Linked DNA regions of Homo sapiens: region 2 is linked to region 1. Evidence: chromatin loops called from intact Hi-C (ENCODE). Cell type or tissue: heart left ventricle. All regions are shown on one strand. Each heading gives the region's core, and the rest is flanking DNA. Links, peaks and the distances in the headings are about the cores only. Region 1 overlaps WSCD2 (WSC domain containing 2). Region 2 has its middle 15 kb from the start of WSCD2.

The links. Peaks named below come from ENCODE experiments on the same cell type or tissue, not always from the same donor. Only the 100,000 strongest peaks of a DNase experiment are listed, where the experiment ranks them.
Region 2: it touches region 1 in a loop (4-fold over the local background); 12 of 110 quality-filtered maps call a loop at or near these places.

What each region holds. Positions count from the first base shown.
Region 1 is chr12:108,185,669-108,202,091 of GRCh38, forward strand. It overlaps WSCD2 (WSC domain containing 2), which reads left to right. Exons shown (of 9, transcript NM_014653.4): 2 at 9,614-10,546. The coding sequence starts at 10,165. It overlaps LOC124903077 (a long non-coding RNA gene), which reads right to left. Exons shown (of 3, transcript XR_007063583.1): 3 at 5,294-5,351. LOC105369965 (a long non-coding RNA gene) reads right to left here and starts at 2,151. Exons shown (of 3, transcript XR_001749312.2): 1 at 2,065-2,151. In heart left ventricle, for the core only: CTCF peaks have their summits at 5,018 and 8,374 (motif pointing left); no DNase peak of the experiment used is centred there; H3K27ac peaks cover 218 bases; H3K27me3 peaks cover 635 bases.
Region 2 is chr12:108,107,355-108,121,914 of GRCh38, forward strand. No RefSeq gene overlaps it. Among named protein-coding and RNA genes, the nearest start is that of WSCD2, 15 kb to the right of the region's middle. RefSeq lists enhancers at 12,129-12,178, 12,189-12,308. In heart left ventricle, for the core only: a CTCF peak has its summit at 5,979 (motif pointing right); no DNase peak of the experiment used is centred there; H3K27ac peaks cover 242 bases; H3K27me3 peaks cover 625 bases.

The DNA.
Region 1 (16,423 bases), core at 3,973-11,972:
CGCCATTCCCTTTCATCCTATCCTAGTCCATCCTATCTCCTCCTTCCTGCCTTCCTCCCTGTTCTCTGCCATTCCCTGTAGGTCTGCCTCTTGGGTAAACACTCTGCCCAGAACCAGCAGAACCGTCCATTATCTCCCCCAGCCTATTAAGGAACTCTATGCAAATGTGCACTAATTGACCCAAGACACAGCAGCTCCTGGAGGAGAAGGATGACTCCAGATGGCTTAATGATAGGGATTTAGAAGTCCCTTCAGAAGTCCCTCTTGGGGAAGAAAGTGATCTGCACTTGGAGAAGGGCTGCCAGCTGCCTCATGGGGTGGCCAGTGGACTGGGTGACCTGCACCTTGGGTCCCTTTCATCAAACCACTGTACAAGGGAGACTGTCAGCTCACCCCTTCATCTCTCTCCAATCCCCTGACCCTTCCTGCAACATGGCCCCTTCCCCAGAGCCCACAGTTTGGATATTTCGTTGACATGTACCTCAGTGGGTCTCTGCCTTTTCAAATAAATTATTGTCCCCCCTTTTTAAATAGACTTTTAAAAAGCCATTTTAGATTCATAGCAAAATTGAGCGGCAAGTACAGAAAGTTCCCATATAACCCCAGACCCTCCTCCAACAGCCTCCCCCTCCATCAACATCCCGCACCAGAGTGGTCCCTTTGTTACAGTTGATGAACCTACACTGACACATCATTATCACTCAAGTCTGCAGTGTCCATTAGGGCTCACTCTTGGTGTTGTACCTTCTGTAGGTTTGGACAAATGTATAATGACATGTGTCCACCATTATAGTATCATACGGAGCAGTTTCACTGTCCTAAAAATCCTATACTCTACCTACTCACCCTCCCTCTAGCCCTCAGCAACCACTGATCTTTTTACTGTCTCCATAGTTTTGGCTTTTCCAGAATATCATATCATTGGAATCGTACAGTGTGTAGCTTTTTCAGATTGGCTTCTTTCACTTGATAATATGCATTTAAGTTTCCTCCATGTCATTTAGCCCTGAATAATACTCCACTGTCTGGATGTACATACTCCTTTGGGTAAATTCCCATGAGCATGATTGCTGGATCGTATGGTAAGAGTATGTTTTGTTTTATGAGTTGCCCTTTGAAGACTAACTGTAGCTTATTGAGCCCTTTTGGTATACCTAGCACCATGGTAAGAAGAGACAAATGAAAAGTTTTCTCATTCAGTGCTGTCTATAACCCTGGAAGGCTTGGTCCTACGAGATCAAGGACTCAAGTCTTTCTCGGGTCCTTTGTCTCTTCTTTGTCTCGGTTCAGTGTCTCTTCTCTGCTCAGCTACTTTCTTCTTCTTCTCTTTGCAGACTTAACTTTTGCTCTTTCTTTGGGCACCTGGTGACAGCTCCTGAGGCTACAGGTCCATAGTCTAAGTGATCAGCAAAGATGTGAATGTCTCAAATCCCAACTCCATATTTCTGGGGCCAAGAATGGATTGACCAGTTTTAGATCTGAGCCTACCTATTATCCACCGGCAGTGCCAGTGGGAAGGGTAATATGCTGCAAACACAGCCCCTAGGGTCTGCCTCTGTAAGCAAGGGGTGGGTGTCACATACTAGACAGATTCCTCAAAATGTGTCCTCCACACCTACCTTAGGTAGTCACCAATCATTGCACCAACTCATTGAACCTTTATCTTTTTCTGAAGTCTGGGCAAAGGGTATTGTCATGAGAAGAGGTAAATGTTTTGTTTAGTTGGCCAAAGTTGTGGCAGAGAATGACTACCTACTAAGAAACTGTCATGACAGGTTTAGCATACGGTTAAGAGTGCAGGCCCCAGAGCCAGGCTTCCTGGGCTCGAAGCCTGTTCCACCACTTGCTAGCTGTGTGATGCTGCACAGATGACTTAACTTCTCTGATTTCCTAATCTGTAAAATGGGGCTAACAAGTGGAACCTTTCTTATAGGGTTGTTGTAAGGATTACAAGTTACTCTCTAGACAGTGTCTGTCACATAGTTGGTGCTCAATAAATACTAGCTCACATTATTATTAGGGTGCTATGTATTTTAAAAACAGTAGCTCATTTAACCCTCCTACCTTTCCAATGAGGCAGGGTGGATTGGCTCTATTTTGCAGGTGAGAAAACTGAGTCACAGAGAGGCCCCTTGCTGAAGATCACACAGCCACCACCGCCCTGAGGCAGGTTCAGATGCAGGAGTGTGTGACTCTGGCCCTGACCCCTTTCCACGTTTCCTCTCCGTGGCCATTCCTGTCCATAGTGGCCCACCCTGACCCTGCAACAAGCGAAGATGGCTGTAAAGATTGCCCATGGAGCAAGAGGCACTAGAGTCATTACCCAGATAAACAAAATTTTAATATTTATTTATAACGGACACCATATGCTCCCTCTGATTTTTTTATTTAATTACATCATGGCAGATGGCTGGGTGTTAAAGGCCATTAAGCTAATGGCACTTTGCCTTCTCATTTATTTTCTTGAGTTTTGGGGAAGATAAATGAAAATGGACATGGTTGGCAGGCTGTGAGCGTAGGGTAGTGCTGAGTGAGTTTCCTTCCTGGGAACAGAGGGAAGTGTGGGGACCCAGGGGATTCTTTCTGGAGGTGGGGTGAGCAAGTGTAGGGGGCAACATACGGGTGTGCCTAGGAACCTGGTGAAGCTTTCCTGGTGTGTACATGCTTCCTGGTCAAAAAAGTGGGATTGTTGTGTCAAAGATTCTGCAGAATTGTTGCATCAAAGATCTGCAGAACCACAATATATCCATCATGAGCACGATGGAATCATTAAACTACAGCACACCAATGAATGGAAGGGTGTGTCCCAGAGAGGGTCCACCCACTGTACGGGGTGCAAAAGCCTTCCCTAGGGTTAGCTGGGTTACTAAAATTCTGGATTCCTAAGACAATGAGGGAAAGGATTTGGCATTTATAATGGCATTTCTTCTCAAGCTGTTTCATTAAGTCTTTCACTTGCCAAATGGCTGGTCCACCACCAAGAAGGGTGAGAAAGAACTTTGATTAAAGGAATTGGGGGTTATCTACCTGAGAAGTGTTCGAGGCATGGCCATCCATATCTTCAGGCTCAGAAAGGTTCCTTTCATCAAGGCTTGGATTCAACTGAGGGATTAGTGGTTAAGACAGGGAATAGCTGCCTTGCTGGTCTGCATAGTGTCCGCCATGGCATCATGACACTGAGGCTCAGTTTTGCACTTGAATTCATGCTCCACTTTTTGTGTGTCTGGGCAAGTTACTTAATCTCTGTGAACTTTAGCTTTCTCATCTGTAAAGTGGGTATAATATGCCGATGTCTCATCATTGTTGAAAGGTCCTATATTGCTTTCCGGGGATCTGTATAAAGATTTACATACAGGATGTTTATCATAGCGTTACTTATTTATAAAAGAGGGAAGACTGGAAATATTTTACATGTCTATGATAAGGAAAAGGTTGAAAAACCATTGATATGATATGAATCAACCATATTGATTCCTATTCTAAGGAATCAACTATTCCAAGAAATGAATACCACTGATAAGTAGTTCATTTAGGAAATAAAGAGTATACTTACTCCTGTCCTTCCCTGAGCGGGGAAGTGAGACAGGGAAGGGAAGAAATCAATAAAGGGTGTATTATTGAGTCATCTGTTACAGAGGGTGGTTGAGGCTAAGTCCCACTGGAGAAATACACACTGCAGAGTTATTCCAGCTGAGGAGCAAGGGAGCTGGGGCATTTATACACCAACTCCCATCAGTCATATTTGCAGCTGCTTCCAAATGTTAATATTCTAGCATGTCTTGCCTGCCAACCACACAAGCACAAAAAGCATTCAAGGTGCTGGAGAAACCCCTCAGACAACCAGATGAACATTCAGAATTTAACTCTGTGGGTGGGGCACATATGGCATCTGTTACAGATCTACCAAACTGACCAAAAAGGAAAGGACTGACAACATTAAGTGTTGGTGTGGATTTGGAGCAGCAGGAATGCTCAAACTGTACTGGGGAAGTTGTGACTACAGCAACCTTGGAAAAAAACTGGCATCTTTTAGGATAATCATAAGATGCTCATACAAAAACAAAAACAAACAGACAAAAACTAGCGCTTTCACTCCTAGGTATACATGCACTCTACATTAATTATTATATACATGCATCAGGAGGGAGGTATAGGAATGTCTGCAGCAACTGGCAAGAGGAATCCATTCTATCCAAGCCACATGAGCTGAGAATTAATGAGGGAGAAATTCCGTGAAGGAAAATAGAGTCCTTGTATCAGAATGAAGGGGCACTGAACAGGCAAAACCACATGTATTCTCCAGAAATTATTATAAGATGTAGCATTTGCACCTAATACATATAGATATGATATATTTGTATATATTGACTTATTTAGTTCTCACGCTAACCCTAAGAGATAAATTATATTACATCATCACTCTATAGATGGGGAAACTGATGTTCAAAGAAGTTAATGACCACCTCAAAGAATGATAGTGGGGATTAAAAGGCACAATGGGAATAAGATGACTGGCATATAGTATGCGCTCAACAAACACCAGTGACTTCTGATATTTTTATTATTAGAACAAGACTGAAATTTTACCTGGGCTCCCCAGTTTCTTGGAAACTTCCCAGATGGGTCTCCTACCCAGAACTCTTAAGAAATCAAACCTTCATGAACCTGATTTCTCAATAGCTATTTCTCGGTGAAGCTTGGGTGGTCTGGGGGTCAGTTGGTCGCTGGGCCTGCCCAGTCCCTCCGAACTGCCTCTGCCCCCCAAGTCAGGTGCTGGGGATTACAGAGAGGGAGTCAGCCCCCTACCCAGCCTCACAGGCTTCCATTCTGGCCTACCCTAGCCAATAGAACCTGGAAGGGGGAGGCATAATTTTACTCCCAGGGGAGGTAAGGAACCACAGGGCAGGCTATGCCTCTGTTTTTCTTTCCCCTGCAGGCAGCTCTTCCCCACCCATCTTCAAGTTGGCAGCTCAACACCAGAGCCTCATTCTGGTGCTAAAAATAGTCTGTGTTTAGACACTTTGAGGCTCCTGCTGGAAACATGAACTGCAGTAACCAAATGCTGCCACTCCCACAAAGGGGGCCTCTCAGCCTCCTCCCTGTGGAAACTCATGCCAGCCCTGGGGGGGAGGCAGAGTAGAGGTCGTCCACCACATTTAACAGATGGGGAAACTGAGGCTTAGAGAGGTGTCACATAAAATAAAGGGGGATGAAGTCGTGATAGCCAGCCCTGTGGATTGTCTCATCGAATCCTCCCCACACCTCTGGGAGGGGCATTCTATGGTTGACTTAACTTTATAGAGAGAAGATGGCAGCTCAGAGAGATGAAGTCCCCTGTCTGGACCTCACACCTGTAAGTGAATGACAGGAGGGGATATTAATACAATTATAATCCTCAACATGCTATGAACAAATAGAGACAGAGAGAAGTGGGTTGCTGAAGGCCAACAGCCCCTGTCTCACCCAGGGTTGTAGACACATTATCTGTGGATTGTGAAGAAACATCACACCTGCCTTGCAGCTATCCCAGAGGGAGGAATATGGGAGAACGTATTTGTAAAACCTTCAAACACAGTATCCAGCATATAGTAGGTATTCAACAAATGCAGTTAGTTTCATTTCCCCATTACCTTTGAGGCAGAATTTCTCTCTGGAGAGAGATAGCAGAAAGGGACAATGACAGACTAGAGAGAGACTTGGAGAGACAGAGATGGAGAGAGAGGCAGGAGAGAGAGAATGACAGATGGATGTGGGAGGCAGGGGAGTCTGGGATACCTTTGAGGATATGGGGCTTTGGCTCAGCCGAATCCTGGAACCCTTGAACCCCAGAACCACCCAGTGCTGAGTAACACAAATGCTACCTCCACAGAGCCCTGGATTTACAGTTCTCCAAGGCTGTCACCTGAGTGTTTTGGCCAGTGTGTGAAGCCATGGTTGTAGGTGTAAGCCCTGGGGGGATGAACCTGACTCTTTTTACTCATTTTTCTCTACCAGTGTTTCTTGGGACCCTCCTATGTATCAAATAGCCTTATCCCCTCCATGGGGCTCAGCTTCCAGGGGGCTCTTCCTCTGGGCGAGCCCCTGCCTCCTCCTAGCACCGGCAGGATGCTGTGGGATGGCTCAGGTCAGCACCTTCCCTCCCCAGGAGAAAAGGGAGCTCTGAAAGTGGGGGGTGGACACAGCCCCTCTCCACACGGTCCACATCCCTCCGGCAGATCTCCTTCATTTTCCACATCACCCATGCCTCAGTCTCATTCTGTTCCCTGCCAGCCCCTAATGAGCTCATTATCCTCTTAAAGCCCCTTTCGCACCCACTTAGAGAAGAGATGTGTTGGAATATGAAAGAACGAAGAGGGAACAATGAAAAAGGACTAGACCCAGAAATATCCTGAGAGAGGCAGAAAGCCACAGGGAACACTACAGCTGAAAACTTTGCTGTCTCCACGACAGCAAATGTGCTGAGGTGGCAAATGGCTTTCAAGTGTCTCACATGTGCCCTTGAGGGGCGGAGGTGGGGCTTATCTTGAGCATCTCCTATGCATCAGGTATTCCTCCTACAATGTTTAATTCAGTCCTTCCAGCAACATACTTTTTAGGGGAGAAGTCAAGATCCTTTAGGCCACTTTACAGGTGAGGAACCTGAGTCTTGCTGAGAAGGGATGTCTTGCCCCAGTCACTCACCTGGGGTAATGGAAGAGGCAGGATTTGAACCCAGGTCTGTTTGCCTGTGGAGTCCACCTCTGTTCTTGCCTGAGTGCCTCTGGAAGGGCTGGTGTCCCCTTGCCCATCCCACGAGGACTGCTGGCTTTTTCTCATCCCATCCCAGCTGCAGAAACATCTGGCACGTGTTGGCACGACCATGAAACCTCAGTGGATTCTCATGTGTGTTTTTAGAACACAGTCCCAACTCCTGAGCTTGGCATCCAAGGCTTCCCATGGTCTGGCTCCTGCCCACTGCTTGGCTGTGTTCCCAGCCCACAGTCCCCCAAGCTCCTTTGTTTCTTACCCCTCAGTGATGCACCCTCATGTGGGCTGTTCCTCTTCCCTGGGCTAACCTTCTGTTGCTCCTTCACCCAGAGAATTTTGACTCCTTTTGCAAGACCTACTGGCTCAAAGACTCCTCCCTGGGGAAGCCCTCTATGGTTCCCCCAGGCAGTTGCAGACCCTCACTTCCCTGGGCTCCCACATTCCATGGCTTCTCAACCCAGGGTCCAAACCCCACCCTGATATTTTAAGCCAAATTCTGGGAGCTTATGTGCAAGGGCTTTTTTTTTTTCTGGGCATATATCTATAGTTGTCATGAGATCCTCAAAGAGTTACAAGACCAGAATAGACATACGGTTAGGAATATAGGCTTTGAAATCAGGTGGCACTGGGTTTACCATCCTGCTGCCACTTACTAGCTCTGTGACCCTGAACAAGTTACCTAATCTCTCTGATACTCATTCCCCTCTTGTGTAAAAATAGATATAGGTCTCCCTCATAGAAATGTTTAAATGAGAGTATGTATATGTGTAGAAGAATGTCTGGCATGTATTAACTGTCCAATAAACATTAACTATAATATTGATTGCTGTATCCTGTACACACATCTACTATGGGATTTATCATAGTCTGTCTAGCATAGTGATTGTTTACATTGCTTTCTCCCTCAGTTGACTCTGAATTCTCTGAAAGCAGGGACTGTGAATTATTTATTCCTGCATCTCAAACACACACATAGTAGGCAATCAGCATATGTTTTTAAATAAATGGAAGAATGAGTGGATGACTGGATGGGTGGAGAGTTGGATGGATGGATGGATGGGCTGCTATAGTTCAGATGGATAGATGAATGGATGTATAGTTGGACAGATTAATGAATAGATTAATGGTAGGTGGATGGATGGTTCAATGAATAGATGGGTAGGTGAACTGCCGGAAGGCAAATGGATGGATGGATGGATGGATAGATGGATGGATGGACGGATGGGTTAACGAATGGATGGGTGGGTGGATGCTGGATGACAGACAGATGAATGGTTGGATGGATGGATGGGTGGATGGATAGAGGGTTGGCTTAATGACTGGATGGGTAGGTGGACTGCTGGATGACAGACGGATGGATAGATGGACAGATAGTTTGACTTTACAAAGGCATGGATTTTTGTCTGTTTTGTTCACTTATTTATTCCAAGTGCCTACGAGGGTGACATAGTATGTGCTCAGTACTTAGTTCTTGAATAAATGGGATGGCAGACTCTACCTTAAACCACAGTTAAATGCCCACACTACTGTCTGGATTAGGAGAGTATGTTACAATTTGTATCTTCCATTGGCTGACTATGGAATCTCAGGCGTTGGCTAAGATGGTCATGGGGCCCCCTGCTGGTGGTAATATGAAAAAGCATTGGCTAAATGGGGTTTTCTGTTTTCTAATTTACATTCTATTTTTCCTCTTGACTGATGATCCTGAACATTTACTCATAAAGCTGTGGTACTCAACTCTCTGTGCTCATTACCATTATCTGAGAGCACCTGGTTACAGATGTGGGTTTCCCCCTCAACCAGACATTCTGGTTGGAAAGGTTAGGAATCTATATTCACCAGGCTCTCAGGTGATTCTGAATCAGTTGTTTCTCAGACCCACACCCGGGAGACCCTGACAAAGGGTGAGCCATGCTGGTGACCGGGAGGCTGTAAGGATGGGCTACCGTCTGGGGGGCTGTCTCTGAATTCTCAAGTGATGTCCAGACTATGTGGGAAAGAGGCAGAGTCAAAGAGACACTGGTTAAGAGCTGTGATTTGCGATTTGGACTGTCCTGGGTCCAGATCCCAGCTCCATCACTCACCAGCTGTGTGACCTCCATTTCCTCATCTGTAAAGAAGAGAAATAGTTACCTCTCATAGGAATGTTGGGAGCAATAAAGGAGACAAGTGTAGATGGCTGGGCACAAAGCTGAGCACATGGTAGACACTCAATAAACACTGAATGGACAAATATGCTGCTAAATAACCCTACTTTCCTTCTTTTTCCTTTTCCTTCTTGGATAGAGGAGAGGGGCTATGGATTTTATTTCTCCCACTAGAATGTGAGCTCTATGAAAGAGGGGATTTTGCCTCTGCCGCTCACAGCTTAATTTCCAGCACCTAGGACAGTGCCTCACACAAAGTAGGTCTCACTGAGTGTTTGTTGGGAAAAAAAATGAATGAATCTGGTCTGGTTCAGAATTGCCCAGGTTCAGCAGGTAGTTCAGCAAGGACCTTGAAAGTACTTTTCAGACTTAAGGTAATCCTTGGATCAGTATATATTTGACAAATATATAGGAAGTATGGAGCAAAGCAAACCACTGGCCCATAAGAACCTGTGCTTGTCCAAGACAAAGTTTGTCCCCAACTAGGGCCCACTAGGATCCAGGTCCCTAAATTCCCAGTTTGGTGTCAAGAAAAAGGCAGTGTTCTAGAAGACTCAGGGATGCTCTTTATCTAGCACTGCTCTTAAACTGTTTCATGCCATTGGTGGTTTCCTCCTCTCTCCGGGCCTCTGCATTTCCCTGTAGGATGCTCAAGAACCCTGTGGGTTCTGTGCTTTGGTGAAGGGGCTTCTCATGCCTGTGTCTCTGCTGTTTTGCAGGTGGCATCCCTGAGTCCTGATGCCTGACTGGATGGAGGCCCACCAGCTTCTGTTCCCATGAGGTAGAAAGGCCAAGCTTGGTCTTCAGCTGGGGAAGAGGCCAGAAACAAGGCCCCCAGTGAAATAACCCAGATCCATTGGCCTGAGGAGCAGAGAAAGGGCAAGAAGTGAACTGCAGCTGCTGGTAACCCTCAGAAACCTTCTCCAAGTGCTATTCTCACAGTTCTTTAGGAACACTCTGAAGTGAAGAACAATATGTAGGAAAATGGGACCAACTTATGTGTGTTCTGAGCCTCAAAACCCCCTTGTTGGCCCAAAGAAGCTCACCTTCAGTTTGGGAGGGCTGGTAAGCTCCATCCTTTCTCATGGCCTCAGCCAAGCATTGAACTTGCCCTCCCCTTCTGGCCTTGGTGATCACTTTTTCAGGAAGAGTGAGACTGAGGACCCCCAAGTGTTCCATCCCTAAGGAAAGCTTGGGAAACCAAGCCCCTTCCATCCTCTCCCAAGCACCCCAGCCAAGCCCCAGAGAGCCAGTCCGGAATGATCCCACTATGGCCAAGCTCTGGTTCAAATTCCAGCGGTACTTCCGCCGGAAACCTGTGCGCTTCTTTACCTTCCTGGCACTCTACCTGACTGCTGGGAGCCTTGTCTTCCTTCACTCTGGCTTTGTGGGCCAGCCCGCTGTCTCGGGGAACCAGGCGAACCCCGCTGCTGCAGGAGGCCCAGCTGAGGGTGCTGAGCTGTCCTTCTTGGGTGACATGCATCTGGGCAGAGGTTTCCGGGACACAGGTGAAGCCTCAAGCATTGCTCGCAGGTACGGACCCTGGTTCAAGGGCAAGGATGGGAATGAGAGAGCCAAGCTTGGCGACTACGGTGGAGCCTGGAGCCGAGCCCTCAAGGGGAGGGTTGTCCGGGAGAAGGAGGAAGAGCGAGGTAAGAGCGAGGAACATCTGGACACTGAGGGGCTGGGGAGAAGGGAGGAGATACTAACAATGTAATAACAGCTGTCAGTTTTCAGTGTTTAATAGGAACCAGCTGTCATATCATTGTAGCTATAAATAGTGCCTGCCATTATCATCCCCATTGCACAGAGGAGAAAATTGAAGCTCAGAGAGATGAAGCGGCTTGCCCAAGGTCACACAGCTTGTCAAGAGGCAAGTTTGGATTTGAACTCCACATCTATCAGAGGTCAAAGTCTGACTCTCCCCTGTAGCCTTTTACAGTCCTTGTTAAATATACATGAAAATAAAACAGTCAGCATTTATTGGGTACTTACTAGGCACCAAGTACTGTTTCCAAGCACTTTACATATATAGAAACATCACCACAACTGTAGGTGATAGATTTTATTTATTCCCATTTTAAAGATGAGGAAAGTGGGGTACCAAGAGCACAAGATTACACAGCTAAGTGGCAGAGCTTCTGCTCCACCAGACTGTCTCTCAGTCCATCTTGCTGGGTCCCTTGGTGATGGATCTCAGGAGAGATCATTGCCCTGGATAGATTTCATTGCATTTTCTCAGCCATTTATAATCTAAAAAGGCTTTTGTTCATGACTGCATTACCTTATTTGATTTTCACTACACTTCATGGGCTTAAACAAGGCCCCTATTATCCTGTGCCCAGCTAACAGATGTGGAAACTGAGGCTTGAAGAAGGGAAGACACTTGCCCAAAGCTGCGCAGCTGGTCAGCAGCAGGAACGGAGTTTAAATCTGATTCATCTGGCCTGAATGCTCAGTTCTCTAAGGCTGTCTCCTAGAGTCCACTGGCATCTACCCATCCAACCAGCATGCTAGGGAGGAACCCACAACCCCTACAATTCATAAGATTAACACAAATGGACATTTCAGAAATCTGGGCCAGATGGTTTGGGAGAATAAACCACCAATCAAGGCAGATGGAAAATCTCACTAGCCTTTGTGTTCTACTGTGATTCAACTCATAAAAAACCCTTCTGCTACCATGGAAGGAAGCAGGATTAATGGAGGGAATTCATCTTGGAACACATTCTCCTGCCCCAGTCCTGCCCCCAACCTGGCCTGGGAACCATCTAGAAGACTCTATCTTTCTGCCCTCAGGAATTTCCTAGACTTCTGCCTCTTCAAGAACCAATGCTCACAGGGAGGCAAAGGAGATGTTGGAAGTGGTAGAATGGATCAGGGGATGTGGATTCATATTCCAGCTCCACCCCCACCAGCCATGTGGCCCAGGCAAATGGTTTTACCTTCTCCCGCCTCAGTTTTGAAATCTGTAAAATGGGGATTTTACTGGATGCTCCTGAGAGTTCAATGAGACAAGGGTGATGAAGGCCTAGCACTGAGTAGATGCTTAGAGGTGCTCAGGAAGTGCTCCTGGGATCTCCCGGGGTATCATCTTATAGGTATAGGTGAGGTGTGAAGTGCTACACCCCAGCCACTCCAAACTCCATTCTGGCCTTTGAAAGCCCCAAAGTCCTCACCAGCCAGCACCTTGAGATATGGTCCCCATAATGCTTAGGACAAATTCCAGACGCCTCCCACAGTCCAACTCTGCAACCTCATCTTATAACCCCACTCCCCTCACCATGCTCTGCCCCACTGTCCTTGCAGTTCACTGAACACACCAAGCCTGTTTCTATCCCAAGATCTCTGTATATGCAGTGCCTTCTATCTGGGATGCCGTCTCCCCAGATGTTTGCATAGCTCCCTTCTTCCTTTCCTTCAAGTCTTTAATCAAACCTCGACTTCCCATAGAGACCATCCCGGAGCATCCTAACTCAAATAACCCCACTTCCTACCCAGTCACAACCACAATCCCCGACTCTATTTTCATCATAACACTTATCACCATCTGAAAGCATCTCATTTATGTGTTTGCCTCTTTGTTTAAGATCAGCCTGTTCTACTGGACTGTCAGCTCCAGGAGGGCAGGGCTATTACCTGTCCTGCCTGTCTGTGTTCTATCAGCACCCGGGACAGCACCTGGCTAAGTGCTGTTGCTGAATACCTATTTGTTGAATGGGTGAATGACTGGATGAATAAACGAATGAATGACTATCCCTTTGCCTGGAGTACCTCTACATCGTTAGCTCTACTCTTCCTCCAAGTCTCATCTTTGCTAATCTTCAAGAAATTTTCCCTGATCCCCTTACAGGTTTGATCAAATGCTCCTCCTCTATGCTCCCTGGCATGGCCCTTATATGAATGGCAATTGTGTATGTTTGTCCATGTCCCCTGATAGAATATGAATTCCTTATGGTGTAGGTGATACAGAAACAACAACGTCTCTCATTTGTTGTGAGATTGAAATACTGCCATCAATGCTAATAATAAGGACCATTTCTTGAGTACCTACTTCACACCAACCACTTGTCTATTTGCTTTTCATGTATTATTTGAATGAAATGATATATGTAACATGCTTATAATATCCTCTGGCTCATAATAATAGGTCACTTAATAGTTGCTGTCCTTGTTATTTGTAGTAATATTAGCTGATATCTAGTGAATGATCATTACAGGCTAGACCATGTTACGTGTTTCATTGACTCATTTAATTACTACCACTCAGTAAGTTAGGGATTATTATTCCATTTCCCAGATGGCAAAACTGAGGTCCAGAAAGAAATCACTTACCGTAGTTTACACAGGTCAATAGTGGGGGAACCAAGGTTTAACACAAGGTCTGTTTAATTCCAAAGCTTGTGAGCATTCTTCTATACCATGCCACCTGCACCCCCACCATGCCTTACCCAGCAATCTTATATATTTTATAAAGTGCAGAGAGAAGGAAGAGAAAATAAGAACATAGCCCCAAGGCCAGGGCTCTCAGCAGACAGCCTTTGGAATCAGGCAGTGTTATCAAGAAAACACAAATCCAGCCTGTCCTTGATTAACTTATTCAGAGTTTAGCGAGGAAAGACAACATATTAGATTAACGCTAATAAAAATGAGACACTTCTCCGGCCTGACGCTAAACTCATTTTGTTTTCTCCAAGGCTGGTGAGGGCTCTGCTTGATGCAGTGATGCAGGACTCAGGCTGTAGAGGATTCAGAGCCCATCATGGCCCGGGAGTGGGAGGGGAGGAGCTGCACCCAGGCTGAGCTGAGGCTGGGCAGGAGTCTGAGTTCTTTGGTGTAACTGACACCTACCATGTGCCAGTCATTTACCTAGGCCTCTCTAGGTTCACATGGCCATGTGAGGGCCTGTACTTTGAGCAGCCAAATCAGGGTTCAAATCCCAGTTCTGCAACCTGCTGGCTGTGCAGCCTTGGGCAGGTCGCTTCACCTTTCTGACATGCCATTTCCTCTTTGGGATAAAAAGTACTTAACATCAGATGGCGTTGTGATGATTACATAAGGTCAATTCAGCATGTGCTCTCTAAGTGCCAGGTGCTGTTCAAAGCATTTACATCTATTACATCACATAATCTTCATAGTAATGAAGGAAGATAGACACTGTTATTAACTCCATCTTACAGGAGGGAAAGTCAGGCACAGAGAAGTTAAGTAACTTGCCCAAGATTACCCACCTGGGGGAGGGAGTAAACCAGTATGTGAACCCAGGTGTTGTGAGTCTTACACCTGAACCTTAAGCACTACATCACGTCACTTCTCAGTGTACAGAAAGTACATGCCAGCTATTATTATTATAATAAGCTTGCATACTACCTTAATACATGCCAGCTATTATTATTTATACTGTAATTTTGCAGGAGAAAATGGAGGAATAGAGGTAATGTGAATTTCCTAAAGTCACACAGCTAATCTGGGGCAGAGCCAGGAGCTGAACCCACTTTGACTTCAAAGGTTGTGCTGCTTCTATTTCCATGAGATTACAGAGAGGCTTGGGCTGGGTGTGAAGGTGGCCATGGGAAGATTTAGTCTGCATTTTTTTGGAAGGATAGCAGGAGCACCCACTTCCCATCTCCTCCAGCTGGAGATGCAATGGCTGCAGGTTACTGAGGTGCTCTGTGTCAGGGACTATTTGTCCATATTTTCCTTTCAGCTTCATATCAGGTAAAAATATTGAGTGCCATTTCACGGATGAAGAAACAGGCTCAGAGAGGTTCAATTATTTGCCCAACATCACACAGATGCCAAGAGGCAGAGCTGACTCCAGCCCGATTTGATCAGAGTCCAAAGCCCTTATTCTTAACCACTGGACTTATACTATTTCTTTCTTAAAATATAAGATCTCTAACTCCATTCATTCGTTCATTTATTCTTTCATTCATTCATTCATTCTGTATTTATCAAACACCTACTACATGCCCAGATCTTTGCTGGAAGGTGGAGATACAGGAATGATTCAAGCACAGGTTGTGAATATTCCTCAGAGGAAGAAGCTGTGCTTTTCCCCATTATAACACCTTTTCATTTTATTAAAAGTTCTTCTACAATAAGCCAAAATTATTTCTAATTTGAAAAAATAATGGACAATACTAAGAAAATTTAGAAAAGTTTTGGGGGACCCCAAAGGAGGGACCCCATTCAGTCATGGGGTATCACAACTGGCTTTCTGGGAAAGCATATAGGTGAGCTTAGTATGTAGGATCCTTATGCCTTGACCAAAGTGAGTGGTGCATCCCTTCTGCCCTGGGGAAGCCTAGATATGAGCAGGAAATTCCATCGCCGGTACAAGGAAACCCAGGCAGCACTGGGTGGTCTTCTGGAGGGACCACCTTCCAGTGTTTCAGAGAATCCCCAGAAGGAGAAAAAGTATTTCTTGTGTCTTCCTTCTGTGCCAGACCCTGTGATAGGCTCAATGCATCAAATTAATGTTACTTAGGTCACCCTTAACAATATCTTTGTATTAGCTTTCTCAGGCTGCTATAACAAAGTATCACACACTGGGTGGCTTGAACAACAGATATCTATTCTCTCACAGTTCTGGAGGCCAGAAATCTGAAGTCAGGGTGTTGGCAGGGCCATGCACTCTCAAAGGCTCAAAGGGAGACTCTGTTCCATGCCTTTCTCCTGGTTTCCAGTGTTCCCAGCCATCCTCAGCAATCCCTTGCTTGCAGCCACATTACTCCAATCTCTGCTTCCATTTTCACATGACCATCTCCTTTGCGTCTGTGTCTTCATATAGCCATCTTGTTATAAGGACACCAGTCATACTGGATTGGGACCCAGCCTACTCCAGTTTAGCCTCATAACAAAATTCCATCTGCCATGACCCTATTTCCAAATAAGGCCACATTCTAAGGAATTGGAAGTCAAGACTTCAACATGTCATTTTGTTGGGGTGTGGGTGGGGGGCGGGACAGGGCACACAATTCAGCCTGACAACCCTAGTTGAATTTTTGCTCCCACTTTTCAGGTGGAGAACTGCACCCCGAAGAGCTTGAGTAATATTTGAGGCTACTGCAGCATCATGTGTGGGATTTGAACCCAGATCTGGTTAGATCTGGTTGACTCCAGTACAGCATGAGGCCTCCTATTCGTGAATCTGTTCACAAACTATAAATCAGAGGCATACAAATTAGTTCATGTTTAGCTACCCTTTTAACAAATCACCTTCATTGAAGAGAGCAAAATTCCATGAAAAGATTAATTGTAGCAAAAGAAAAAAGTAAAGGAGGAAAAAAAACTGCCACCAGGAGGGTTCTTTTCAGATGCTGGTTTCTCTACTGGAGATAAATAGCCCAGCTGGGGTGACTTTGCCATTTCAGCAGTCTTCAGACCGCTGTGGAGATGAGCTGATAGATTGTGTGAACTTGGCCATTAATCCACCCTCAAGTGGCCTGTGATTTTGTCCCTGTTTTACATATCTGACCTCCTGTCTCCGAGAGATTCTGCTACCACAGCAGGATTTGAAGGTGGAG
Region 2 (14,560 bases), core at 2,588-10,587, 80 kb before region 1:
ATCTTTGATTTCATGGGGGTGGGGATGGTGGTCCTCCCCAGTGACTGTGTGTTCCCGCTGTGGGCAGCAAGTGGAGAACAAGCTCCCCAGGCTGGGCTTGTCTTTGACCTCTTGTGGAACCAGTTTGACCTGGAGAGACAGGGTGCGAACACTGTCTCCAGCAGCTACGGTCAGAGAGGCAGACAACAAGGCTCCAGCCCTTTTTTGGAGATGTTAGTTCTGTTTCCTGCTGGTATGCTCTGGAAGATTCCCTTCCTACCTTCCTTTCTTCCTATTTCTCCTTGTCTTTTTTTTCCATTACCAATCTGACCTGTGAGTGGAAAGGTTTTCGTCTAACACCGTGTTGTTCCATACAGCAGCCATGAGCCAGTTGTGGCTACAGAGGACTTAACATGTGGCAAGTCCAAACTGAGATGATCTGTGAGGGTCACATAAACACGGGATTTTGCAGACCTAGTACAAAAAAAGGTATATAATAGCTCATTCATATTTTATATTTATTTCCTGTTGAAATGATCATATCTTCGATATGTTGGGTTAAATAGAATATTTAAAATATTGTAATATTATTTCACCTGTTTTATTTTTCTTTCTTAATGTGGCTACTGGAAAGTTTAAAATTACATGTGTGTGTTCTCAGTTATAAGTGGGAACTAAATATTGGATACACAGGGACAGAAGGATGGAAACGGCAAACACTGGGGTTTCCAAGAGAGGAGAGGGAGGGTGTGGGGTAAGGGCTGAAAAACGACCTACCGGGTTCTATATTCACCACTGGGTGACAGGATCCTTAGAAACACAAACCTCGACATTACACAATCTACCCATGTCACAAACCTGCACGTGTACCTCCTGAATCTAAACTTTAAAAAATTAAATGAGAAAAAAATCAAGGTATGCACTTTAAATATATATGTATATATAAAAAATTTTATATGTTAGTGATAGCTCAATAAAGCTGTTAAAATAAAAATAATAAGTATTGTGACTCCTATCATATTTCTATTGGAAAGCATAGGCCTAGAACCTGTTTCTCATCACCCCACATTTTTTTTTTTGAGACAGAGTCTCGCTATGTCGCCCAGGTTGGAGTGCAGTGGCACGATCTCAGCTCACTGCAACCTCCGCCTCCTGGGTTCAAGCGATTCTCCTGCCTCAGCCTCCCAAGTAGCTGGGATTACAGGCACGTTCCACCATGCCTGGTTAATTTTTTTTTTTTTTTTGTATTTTTAGTAGAGACGGGGTTTCACTGTGTGGCCAGGGTGATCTCAATCTTGTGATATCATGATCCACCCGCCTCAGCCACCCAAAGTGCTGGGATTACAGGCATGAGCCACCGCACCCAGCCCACATTTTTAAATTAATATGTTTTTCTTACAACACATCAGCCAGGATAACTGTAACAGGTTAAATTCTGGGTGATTATAAAAAAAGAAAATAGGTCAGGTGTGGTGGCTCACACCTGTAATCCCAGCACTTTGGGAGGCCGAGGTGGGCAGATTGCTTGAGTCCAGGCATTTGAGACCAGTCTGGTCAACATGGCAAAACCCCCATCTCTACTTTTAGTATTTTTAATTTTTGCATTTTTAATACCAAAATTAGCTGGGCTTGTGGGTGCAGGCCTGTAATCCCTGCTACTCGGGAGGCTGAGGCAGAAGAATCACTTGAACCTGGGAGGCAGAGGTTGCAGTGAGCTGAAATTGAGCCACTGCACTTCACCCTGGGGGATGGAACAAGACTCTATCTCAATAAAATTAAAATAAAATTAAAAAGAGAAAGAAAGTGGAAAGGAACTAACATTTTGAGGGTAGCTACTCTCTATCCACTTGAGTGCTATATGATTTACTTAGGTCAGGGTTTCTCAAAAGCAGCACTATGAATATTTTTTCCAATTTTTAAAGTTGTGGTAAAGATACAGCACATAAAATTTACCATTTTGGCCATTTTTAAGTGTACAGCTCAGTGGCAGTAAGTACATTTGTAATGTGCAACCATCACCACCATCTGTCTTTAGAACTCCTTTCATCTGGGATGAAAGAGATGAGACTCTATACCGATTAAACAATACCTCCTTACTCCCTTTTCCCCCCAGCCCCTGACAACCATCATTCTGCTTTCTGTTTCTACAAATTTGACTATTTTTGGTACCCCATATAAGTGGAATCATACAGTCTTTGTCTTTTTGAGACTGACTTATTTCACTTGGCATGACGTCCTCAAGACTCATCCATGTTGTAGCATGTGTCAGAATTTCCTTCGTTTTTAAGGCTGAATAATATTCTATTCTATGAATACACCACGTTTTGTTTGTCCATTCATCTGTCATGGAGACTTGCATGGCTTCACCTTTTGGCTAATGTGACTCATGCTGCTATTAACATGCATATGCAAATATCTCTTCCAGGCTCTGCTTTTAATTCCTTTGGGTATTTGTCCATAAGTGGAATTGCTGGATCATATAGGCACTATTGCCATTTTGTACCAGATAATTCTTTGTTGCTGGGGCAGAGGGATGGATGTCTTGTGCATTGCAGGATGCTGAGCAGCATCTCTGACTTCTATCCACCAGATGTCGGTACCATTGCCCCAGTTGTGACAACCAAAAATGCCTCCAAACATCGTCCAGTGTTCCCTGGGAACAAAATCAGCCCCATTTGAGAAGCACTGATATAATTTATTCCTCAAATCCTCACATCTCTGTGAGGTGCTATTATTATCCCCATGTTGCAGATGGGGAAACTGAAGCACAGAGAGGTAACGTTCCCTGCACAAAGCCACACAGCTGCTAAAGTGGTGAAGCTGGGATTAGAACCCATGTCTTTCTGACTCCAAAGGCTGTATGTCCACATGCAGGGAAACCCAGAAATTCTGTTGCACTTTTGGGAATATTGACCCAATATACTCACTTTAATTAGAGGTCAGAGTGAAAGTCATGGCTGAAAAGCAAACAGGGTGAGCAGGAGGTAGTCGAGCTTTGGCTGGGAAGGACGCCTCCTTTGGGGAGGATGTGGGTCTGGATGGTGAGATAAGATCATTTTATATCCCTTTAAATGTTTCCACCATGGCCACCACGTTGTACAACTCCAGGTGTCACCACTCTCTGGAGCTTGTGCCATAGGAGGTGTTGTTTCTAGTCTTTTTTGTTTGTTTGTTTGTTTGTTTTTTTGGTTTGGACTCTCACTCTGTCTCCCAGGCTGGAGTGCAGTGATGCTATCTGGGCTCACTGCAACCTCTGCCTCCTGGGTTCAAGTGATTCTCCTGCCTCAGCCTCCTAAGTAGCTGGGATTACAGGCACGCACCACCAAGCCCGGCTAATTTTTGTATTTTTAGTAGAGACAGAGTTTCATCATGTTAGTCAGGCTGGTCTCGAACTCCTGACCTCGTGATCCACCCACCTCGGCCTCCCAAAATGCTGGGAATACAGACATGAGCCACCGTGCCTGGCCTGTTTCTAGTTTTAATATGAATAGTGGCCTGAAGTTGGGCAGCATAGTAACCCTGTCTCAGGACAGCTTTGTCAGTGGAGAAGGACAAAGACTGAGGAATCCACAGAGAATGAGACCTGGAAGTTCATTACCAATGAGATTGTCTTGAGCTCAAGGATGGTGCATAAGTCACAAAAATCACATGGGAAAGAGAAGTGGGCCACTGGACATGAAATCTGGCAGCCAACCAATAACTCATTCATTCACTCACTCCTTCACTCATTCATTCACTCACTCATTAGTTCATTCGGTCATTCAAACATTCAACTATAGGTTCTTTCTGCCTATTTCATAGGGAAGGAGTTTCCATAATGGTTCTGCAACTCCTGGACTTCAGAATCAGATCTGGGTTCAAATCTTAGTTCTGCTGCTGTGTGACCTTGGACAAGTTATTTAACATCTCCTAGCCTTCCTTGCGTCAGCCTTAAAATGGGGACAGTGGAATCAGCACCCTATTATGGTTGTCAGAAGAGATGAAAATAGAATGTATACAAATTGCTCAGCACAGTCACAGAGACACAGTAAGTGCCGATAAGTGGATTGAGCACCTAATGTGTGCCTGGTCCCATGCTGAGAGTGTGTGTGTTAGTGTTTGTGTGTGTGTGTGTGTGTGTGTGTGTGTGTGTTCAGAGCTGGGCTGTCCTCCAGGGCAACGTGGGCTTCCTCACTAGGTCATAGACTCCATTTTCAGGGAATATGAGTTCTCAGGGTTACACATGAGCACAGCTAGTGTGGACTGGTTGGATATCTGGGGTATATACTCGAGGGCCCTAGGAGGCCTGACTCCTCTACCACAGGTCCCTTATGGGCCATGCCTTCCTTGACCCCCATGAACCAGGGTGGGTAAGACAACAGAAGCCGGGTTACACTGCTGCCTTGGACATTACCATTAAAACTCTCACCTTCTCCCCTGAGCCCACCAGCTGAGCAGGCAGAACCAGGCTTTGAGAGGACCTTAAAGCAGTAGGTCTCTACCCTGACTGCAAATTGGAATCACCTGGGGAGATTTCAACCCTGCCAATGTCCAGGCCACACCTGTAATAGATCTATCAAATCAGGATTTCTAGTGCTGGAGTGCAGACATCAGAATCTTCTCCACCTTCTCCAGGGCCAGGTGCAGTGGCTCACATCTGTAATCCCAGTACTTTGGGAGGCCAAGGTGGGTAGATCACTTGAGGTCAGGAGTTTGAGACCAGCCTAGCCAACATGGTGAAACCCCTGTCTCTACAAAAAATACAAAAATTAGCTGGATGTGGTGGCACACACCTGTAGTCTCAGTTACTCGGGAGGATGAGGAAGGAGAATCGCTTGAACCTGAGAGGCAGAGGTTGCAGTGAGCCTAGATCATGCCACTGCACTCCAGCTTGGGGGACAGAATGAGAGTGTCTCAAAAAAAAATTCTCCATCAGGAAGACCTCTTGGACCCCTGCTGGACTGACTCCCTCTGATAAATGCTCCCTGCACCCTCATCACCAGGTCCCCAGAGCCCTGCACAGTGTCTGACACACAGTCGCACCCAGCATAGATTTCAGCACATGGACTTCTGCTTGGCCCAGGCTCCTGGACTGCAAATGATTTCCAAAGTCTCTGGAGCTAAACATAAGCAGGAAGGAAAGTAGCTGCAGTGGATAGAAACCCACGCCAGGGATCGCAAGGCCACAGGCTGAAGATTTCGGGGCTGGTCACAGGTCTGCTTGCCTACTCCACCCGTCACCTTCATGAGCCCTGACAAAGAAGAGCCTGGCCCCTCAAGGTGAGAGGCTTCCCCACTCTTCCCAATCAGGAGCCTCAGAAAGTGTTTCAGTTTGAGCGTCTCTAGAAGAAGCAGACACTGAGGCAAGGAGCAAATCCTTAGAAACGTCAGTAGGGAGGAAGGGAAGTGAAACAGGGAAGAGAAGAAAGTCAACACAGGTATGTTGATGAGCAAGTGAGTGGTGTGACTGTGGGAGGCAGCATAAGACTTGCTCAAATGCTCGGAGTTATCCCACCCCAGGGACAAGGACCTGGGGTGTTTATTCACAAATTCCCATTGTCCTTGTTTTAAGGATCTTCCTGCAGGATCCACTCCCTAGCACTTCTTGATGGCCTGGCTCAGGGAAATCTTCAGGAAAGAGACCCAGGCTTGCACTATGAAGCTGCCGCACTGGGCGGGAATATAGGCCAGGCACTGACAGCATCTGCCCCAGAGGGTGTAAGGGCCAGCTCCCTGCAAACGAACGCAGTCCTAATAGAAAGCAGCTCCGATCTCCAGAAATGCCCTAGACATAGGTGGTTCCCCCAACACAGCAAGACAGTGTTCTCTGCAACACACAAATTAGATTCGAGCTCCCGCTCTTGGGGCTCGCAGTCTAATTTCTCTTCTACCATGGAGGGTTTAAACCGAGCAAAGGGAGATCTCAGAAAAGGCTGCAGCCCCAGTGGTGGGTGTGGAGGTAGCCTGGTTATTCTTAGCAGTGAGCAAGGGGAGGCAGAAGGGCTAGGCCGGTATTGCAACTTCCAGCAGGGGCAGCCAGGCCACAGTCTTTCCTGCCTTGCCAAGTTTGGTTGGAAATTCTTTCCACCCTGAGGCAGTGGGGAATGTGGGGAATGCAGGGTGGGCCTTCAGAGCCCCTTAAAGAGAGTTTCTCTATCCTGCTGTCAGAGGGGTGGTCAGAAGTAACGGGGGCTGTTCAGACTGCCAGACCAGGCAAGCAGGACCCCCAAGGCTGGGCTCCTGACCCAGCTGTAGTTTTCCTTCTGCTCGAATGCTTTGATTCATGCCAGGACTGGCCCAGGGAGGGTGACAGAAGCTGAAAAGGTACATGTCTTCAAAACCCAGGCAGGAGGCAGGACACTGTCTCAGCTGTGCTGAAGCTCTGAGTTTGGAAGGTTCTAACAGAGCTGAATGCAATCGAGATTTGGTCTTTTGGTTCTAACTTCTGTTGCCATCTGGGAAGTAAACAAAGGATGTGCCTTAGAGTGGCCAAATGGAGGACAGCATGACTCCTGGGGCCAGAGTCCTGAGTTCAAATCCTGGCTCTGCCTCTAACAAGAAGCCACGTGGCACTGAGTAGGTCAATTCACATTGCTGTGCCTCAATTTCCTCAATTATCATAATCCCTACGTGATGACATTGCTGTGAGGGTTGAGTGAGCAAACACAGTTCTTAGAACAAAGCCTGGCATAGAGAAAACAATAAATAGTAACCTATGAATCTTGCATACAGAAGTACTTAGAAAATAGGGACCACAGTGGGTACTGACTGCTTTTCTTTCCCTCTGTCCAGTTATAGGGCTTTTCAGAACATCAGATGCAAAGTCAGATGGATCTGGCCTGGAATCTCTGACTTACTACTTGTTACCCATGTGGCAAATGACTCAGGTTCCTCATCTGTCAAACGGCAATAAACCTAGTAGCCACTTCATAAATTTGTAAAAAGGATTAAATGAGTAAGTGAATATAAACTACATAGCACAGTGCCTGGCCCACAATACACATGACTGTTTATTTCTGCTGGAATTATTCCTTGATCCACTCACTCAATCATCAGACATTTATTGTGCTTCAGGCATGAGCTCTCAGAGAGAAATCAAGTGTGTGCTGTTACTCTCAACAGGCTAGTTCTAAGTACCTGTGGGTCCCCTCAGGAAAGGGGGGTTTTTTTCCAGAAGAAAGTGGAGAGAAATGTTGGAAAGCAGAAACAACTATATCCAACTCCAACTCCTAGATCTGTGGGTATAGTTGGAGGGGTGTGAGTTGGTGTTTAAAATGGAAATGTTTAGAGTGCCAGGAAGCAGGGCTCATGTTCCTGTCTTTCTGATTTTGAGTCTTTAACATACTGTTTGGGAAGCCCGGGGCAGCGTGGTGGATTGAAAATGATGTACATTCTATTGAGAAACAGAGGCTATTTCACCTCCTGTGAATCTGGGCAGACCTTAGTAACTTGCTTGACCTATAGAATGTGGCAGAAGTGACATCCTGGAGCACCTAAGGCTGGGTCATAGATACCTTGCTGCAAGTTGGGTGTGGTGATGTGCACCTGCAGTCCCAGACTTGAGACTTGTGAGGCTGAGGCAGAAGGATCACTTGAACTCAGAAGTTCAAGGTTGCAGTGAGCTATGATTGCACCTGTGAATAGCCGCTGCATTCCAGCCTGGACAACATAGTAAGACTCTGTCGAAGAAAAGAAAGGGAGAAAGAAAGAGAGAGAGAGAGGAAGGAAGAAAGAGAAAGAGGAAGGAAGGAAGGAAGGAAGGAAGGAAGGAAGGGAGGGAGGGAGGGAGGGAGGGAGGGAGGGAAGCCAGCCCACCTGTCTGCAATTGTACCATTGTATCCAGAACAAGCAGTGCCTCCCAAGTGGGCTGTGAGCCGTGTTTTGTGAGATCACTCAGAGAAATAGGTGCACCTTAATTCAATAAACTTGCGAAATGACACAGTAGACCTGCCTCCCCACTTCATACCAAAGAGACTTCTCCATATACTTTAGCATTTAAAGGTCCTGAGAAGTCCTGCATTAAGGAATCCTTTCACTTCTGTTTAACCTACAGTTACCTTGTAACACCTACCAATATATTCCCCTGTAATTTACCAACACTTCAGGGAATGCTAACCTAGACCCACGCATTAAAGACCTTTGGGTCAGAGAAGTTTTACAGCTTGGAGAAAAAGCCTTTTTCTCTCCCACCTCCACAGCCCCTCCCTCTTTTTCACTTCCCTCCCTCTGTCATGAGTGGGCAGGGCCAAGCATTGTTCACCAGCTTCTGCATCTGGTTCAGCTAAGTAGAATAAACTGGCAACATTAAAGCAAAAAAGTCATGCTGCAGGCATTTTCAAATTACCTAGTCTCTCTGGAGAAACCAACTGGGGGTGAGGCCCAGAAATTGGGGAAATGTAATGCATAATAATAACCATTAAAAAAACAGAGGAAAATGATTTGTAGGATTATTGAGTGCCAGAACCCCAAAGCTATAAACAGGATGTTTGAAACGATTTCAAGCATAAAGGTCACAATCTGCAATTTAAATGTCGGTAGTTTGTTGCCTTTTTTCTTGGTTATGGTTGGGTGCCACCAATTAGTTCAAGCGTGTGTGCGTGTGTGTGTGTGTGTGTGTGTGTGTGTGTGTATAAAGGTTTTTCAGAGTACACTGGGCTTCTCAGTCAGGCTGAGTTGGTTGGCAGCCTGGAAACCCACACAGGAGTGGGCAAATCCTTTACAGCATGAAAGCAAGGAGGACCCTTCTGCTACACAGTGAAAGTCTTCTTCCTCTTTCTGCAAAAATAAAAATATAACACAACACAAACACTTTACTCCCTTCAGCAGTCTGCAGTTATTTTACCCTGAAAAAAATGAATCATTGAAAAATCCTGGGGTGGGATTGCCACCAAACCTCAACCTAGTCTGGTGGTCTTATTAATGCCAATCCTATATTCTGACTTGGCCAATGCCTTGAGAGGGTATTTATTAGGGTGAACATTGGGGTTGTTCCTTGAAACCTTTGCTCGTGGATAAACACCTTTGGAGTTGATTTTGTGGCTGGGGGAGAGGTCAGTAAGCTGATGGCCATACACGCCTGTATGTCTCTCTTGAGGTTGGAACCATCAATCCTGGACACAGGAAGTTGGGTTGTGACAGTCAGGAAGACGGGGTTAAACTAGGAGTGGCTGACAGGACAGGGTCTCTCAAACTTTGATGTACACATGAATCACTGGGAATCTTATTGAAATGCAGATTCTGGCTCTATAGGTCTGGGTTGGAGCTTGAGATTCTCTATTTCCAACAAGCTCCCAGGTGAAGCCGGTGCTGCTAGTCTTAGGATAACACTTTGGCTAGTGAAGCTCTAGACCAGGCTGTCTGATAGACTGATTTGCTCTGATGGCAGTGTTCTATATTTGTGCTATTCAGTGTGGTAGCCACTAGCCACATGTTCCTACTGAGTAATTGAAATGTGGTGAGAGTAAATAACTGAATTTATTTGGAGAAATTCTTTATTTTTAAATGCTTAAAAGGACAAACTTCTTGCAGGAAGTTTCCAGAGTATGTAACATCTGTGTTATGATGACATTCTATTTCTGGAATCTCATGCTTAGAAATTGGCATCGGAAGGCTTACCAAACCTTTGAAATATGTGTGTGTGTTTGAAATGTATATGTGTATGTTTGTGTGTATGCATATTTATATTTTCATATACATATGTACACACACATATATACACATATATATTCTAGGGTTCTATAAGGACTTCAACATCAACTATCAAGTAGCTCTCAGCAATGAACTAAATTTCCTCCTTGAAAAAGCAGGTTAAGTACCAGAAGAGGACGAAGAAAAGGCACTCAGATTTTTTTTAACTGATGTGTTCTTTTTTCCCCAGCTTTATTGAGGTATAATTGGCAAATAAAAATTGTATATATTTAAGGTGTATAACATGATGTTTTGATACACATACATGTAGACATTGTGAAGAGATAACCACAATCAAGCTAATTAACATATCCATCACCTCACATCTTTATTATTTTTAATTTTTTGTGGTGATGTTATGGAACCAAACTGGGTCCATTTGCCGACATGTAATGCCAAGTCACACACTGAAACACCGGGTTTTTGCAGTGATAAAGGTTTACTGTGAATTGACTGGCAAGGAGACAGGAGGAAACACTCAAAACTTGTCTCCACAAGCTGGGAGTTGGGGCAGGCTTTATAGTCAGAGGGTAATGAGGTGTGATCTGATTGGATCTTGCCATGAGGTGATACCAGGAGGCGTGCTCTGACTGGACCATACCGTGGGGTGAGGCCAGGGCTCAATCTGATTGGACCCCGGACCCTGCCATATGGTGTCCATTTCTTAATTCAGTATCCCCTCCTCCAACCAAGCACTTAGGTTCTACCCCTGGTTGCATGCTTGGTTCATCTGGGCATGCTCAGGTTACGTAACCTTCAAACTGGGAGTCCATGGCAACTGAAAACTCACAACTTTCTTACATAAAAGTTGAACCAGATTAGTCTTGTGAAGTTACAATAAGAACATTTAAGATCTACTCTTTTGGCAAATTTCAAGTGTACTATAGAGTATTATTAACAATAGTCATCATGTTATATATTAGATCTCCAGAAGTTATTCATCCTGCATAACTGAAACTTTCTGCCTTTTGACCAACATCCCCCCATTTCCCCTCCCACTCTTCAGCCTCTGGCAATCACCTTTCTACTCTCTGCTTCTATGAGTTTGACCTTTTTTAGATTCTACCAAGTGTGATTGTGCAGTATTTGTCTTTCTGTGTCTGGGTTGTTTCACTTAGCATAATGTCCTCTAGGTTCATCTGTGTTATTACAAACAACAGGATTTCCATCTTTTTACAAGCTGAATAATATTTCAGTGTGTATGTGTGTGTGCCACATTTTCTTTACCCATTCATCTATCAGTGGACATTTAGGTTGATTTCATATGTTGGCTATTGTGAATAGTGCTGCAATGAGCATGAGAGTGCAGATGAGCATAAGAGTGCAGATGTCTCTAAAATATACTGACTTAATTTTCTTTGGATTTATATCCAGAAGTGGGATTGCTGGATCATATGTGAGTTCTATTGTTAATTTTTTTATGAATCTCCATACTGTTTTCCATAATGGCTGTACCAGTTTACATTCCCACCAACAATGGACAAGGGTTCCCTTTCTCCACACCCTTCCCAACCCGTGTTATCTCTCATCTTTTTGATCATAATCATCCTAACAGGTATGAGGTGATAGCTCATTGGGATTTTGATTTGCATTTCCCTGATGATTAGTGATGTTGGGCACATTTTCCATACCTGATGACCATTTGTGTTTCTTCTTTTGAGCAATGTCTATTCAGATGCATTGCCTGTTTTTCAATCAGGTTATTTGTTTTCTTGCTCTGAATTTTTAATTTAACTTAATTTAATTATTTTAAATTTAAATAGCCACAGTGGCTAGTGGCTACTGCATTGGACTGTGCAGTTCCAGCCTGTCAGCTCTGTATGGGAGGGACCATATCTTTAGCTCACTGTTGTGTCCCATTACTTAGCTGAGTGCCTGGTCCACATCAGTTTCTTAGTAAATATTTATTGATGACATTATGGCATAATAAAACTGGAGAAGGAGTTTTAAACCATTCACATGTCAGAACCCTATGATTGTAAGTCACCAAAACCCATCTTAAACTTGAACCTACCAAAGGCCTACCAATTGGCTCTTTTGACCCAAATTGCAGAAAGATCTGGGGTGTAGCTGGTCTTGGGGTGGGAAGGTTAGATCCAGGAACTAATTCATCAACATATTCTTTCTCTCGCGGTTTGTCTGCATTCATTCTTTCAGGACAGTTGTCCCCACTGGGCTCAAACCAACATCACAGGTAGCTCTGCACCTCCCAACTCAGAGCCTCATGACCACATCAAATAGAGCTGTTTTCCATTGTAGTGAATTCTGACAAATTTATGTTGCCTTAGCATCTGCTTGGAACACAAGTTTAATTTTCTCAAACCAGAAGCAGGGCTCGCTGACTCCTGACATAGTTTCAGTTCTACACCACACCCAAATTGCTAGAGCCAGTGGCTGAAGATAAGAACTCGAGGCCTCTGTCCTGCCTAGCAACTGGGCTCCCCACTTTCCTGTTGAATCATTTAAAGGGGCCATTCAGACATTTCCTTGCAAACTGAAAGTGACCCACACCCTGTTCCCTTATATGTACTGCACACCATGTCCTTCTCTCTCTCTCTCTCTCTCTCTCTGCCTGACTCTTCATTTCTGCCTTGCATGACCTGGGGACAGAAGACTGTCCTCCCAACTCATTATGCCCTCCTTGCCTTGAATCTTCTAGTAGAAAATTTTGAACTTATTTCCTCTTGTGATGGTGTATTGAATTTGCATCTTGCATCTGAAGAACTAGGGGCTGCCCCAGGCTGGGTTTGCCCCAGGCTGGGTTTGCCCCAGGGACACCAGGTAAAACAGAAGGGCAGGATCCCAGTGCCAATGCAATGGTCAGACAAGGATAAACTGGCTACGGGTCAGATGAGAGCGACAGGGTGTCTGCCAATATAAACAAGTTTCCCAGGTGAGAGATCTCCTGGTCGCAGGTCAGACAACTAGGCATTAGGTCATCTGCCAGGTAAAATAAGTATCTCATGAAAGGCACTGTGTAGACACCCATGTCCAGCTCCCCTTTGTTTCCCATGAGAGCAGGGCCACTAGCCAGTCTGCTACTGGAACCCTAGTTGAGCTGGGGGCTCTCAAAACACCCACCAAGACCAAGCAGAACAATTATCAGGGAAGGTTTCTGATTGGCCGGGCTTGAGTCATCATGTGCCAATTGCTGGACCAATCACTGTGGCCAGGGCAATGGAGTTCTAAGACTGGCCCAGCCAGGCTCAATGGCATCCCATCTACATCTACATTCAGGGATGACTTCCTCCAGACACATGTGTTGTAGTTCGGAGCAGCAGTTCCTACAAAGATGAGGTATGCTCTGCTGGGCAAATGAAACAACAAATGCACGAGAGGAGAGGAGGGGTTTTGAGCTCAAGAAAATGGTTGCTGTGATGTATTTCTTTGCACTAGACCATGGATACAAGGTAGTTGTGATGTATTTCTTTGCGCTAGACCATGGATACAAAACTGCCTTCTTTGATCATGTCAAAAGGTATAATGAGGGTAGTAAGATTCAACTGGCCACACCAGTTTCCGTCTGTACTCCCTGGCCCTGCTATATTAGTGAGGGTTCTAGAAACTAAGACATCCCAAAGGAAGGCAACATGTGAAACACAAGGCTGAGCAGGAGTTTGTTGGATGGAAAAATGGAAGGGAGGAAAGAGCAGTCCAAGGAGAGAAAACCACTCAAAGGCAAGGCAGTAAAGGAGTAGAGCATGGGAGGAGGCATGGAGAATCCGCCCTGGAGGGTGGAGGGGAGCTGTGGAAATGCAGCAGGAAGTGGATCTGAGGCCAGACGTCAAAAGGCCTTAGCACTGAGTGGAGGAGTTTGGGCTTTTAGCTGTGTGTGCTGGGAAGCCGCTTAGAGGTCTTAAGCAGGAGCGGGGTATAGCCAGAGCTGTGTCTGTCCTAAAAGATTGTTGCGGCTGGGTTTGGGGGATGGACAAGATGGTGAGAGGAGGCAGGGTGCCAAGGACAACGATGTCCCCATATGTCTTTAAAGAGCTCCTGCTTCAGAGGTGGGCGGTGGAACAGCAAGCTCCATTCTGGCTGCCTGAGTGTTGACTCCCTGTCTCTTTGCTCAGACCCTGGCTGGGTGAGGTCCGGATCTTAGCTGCACCAGTTCCCAGCACTGTGACACTGGGCAGGTGATCTAACTTTTCCCTGAGCCTCCGTCTTCCCATTTGGGGAATACCTGCCTTTCACGGCAGTAGTGAGATTGCAAGGCCAAAATGGATGTGAGGGCTCCGGATCAGTGGACCCTGGACCTACACAGAATAGGAGCTCAGTAAATGTTGCTGTTGTTATTAACGGGCTGTGGCTCGTAAGTGTATTCACATGGAAAAGGTTTGAACTGTGAAGTCCTGGGGGAAAAGTGACATTCAAAAGACGGAAGCTTCTTGGAGCAGTTCTGTAACCAGGTCAGGCTGACTCCTGCAAACTGCAAGGTAAAAATCATCCATCCAGCCCGTGAGCCCATGGCTCTCAGAGATCCCAGGAGGCTTGTGTGTCTAAACTGGAACGTGCCAGAAGAGGCTGCTTTCCAAGATCCTTTCTCTGGAGGCCAGGCTGGAGTCCCCTGAGAGAATGAGGGCATCGTGCTACATTTTAGACTGCAACTGGGATTGACCCATTTGCCAGCCGTGACAGCCATGTGTCCCAGTGGAAAATCCCCAGGGTGGAGCCAGAATAACCTAGGCCTGAAACCTGCACGTTCTGTGAGTTTGGGAAAGTCACTTCATCTCATGGGCCTCAGTTTTTCAATTTGCAAGATGGAAACAATACTGGCCATGGGGGTCTGTTGCAAGGATTAAATCAACAAATGCACGTGGCATGTGGCTGTGGCTCCAGGTGGGGGTCAGGAACCTGCATGTATTGAGTCCTTACAGTGTGTAAGGCCATTGCTAAGTGCTAGTGATACACAGACAAA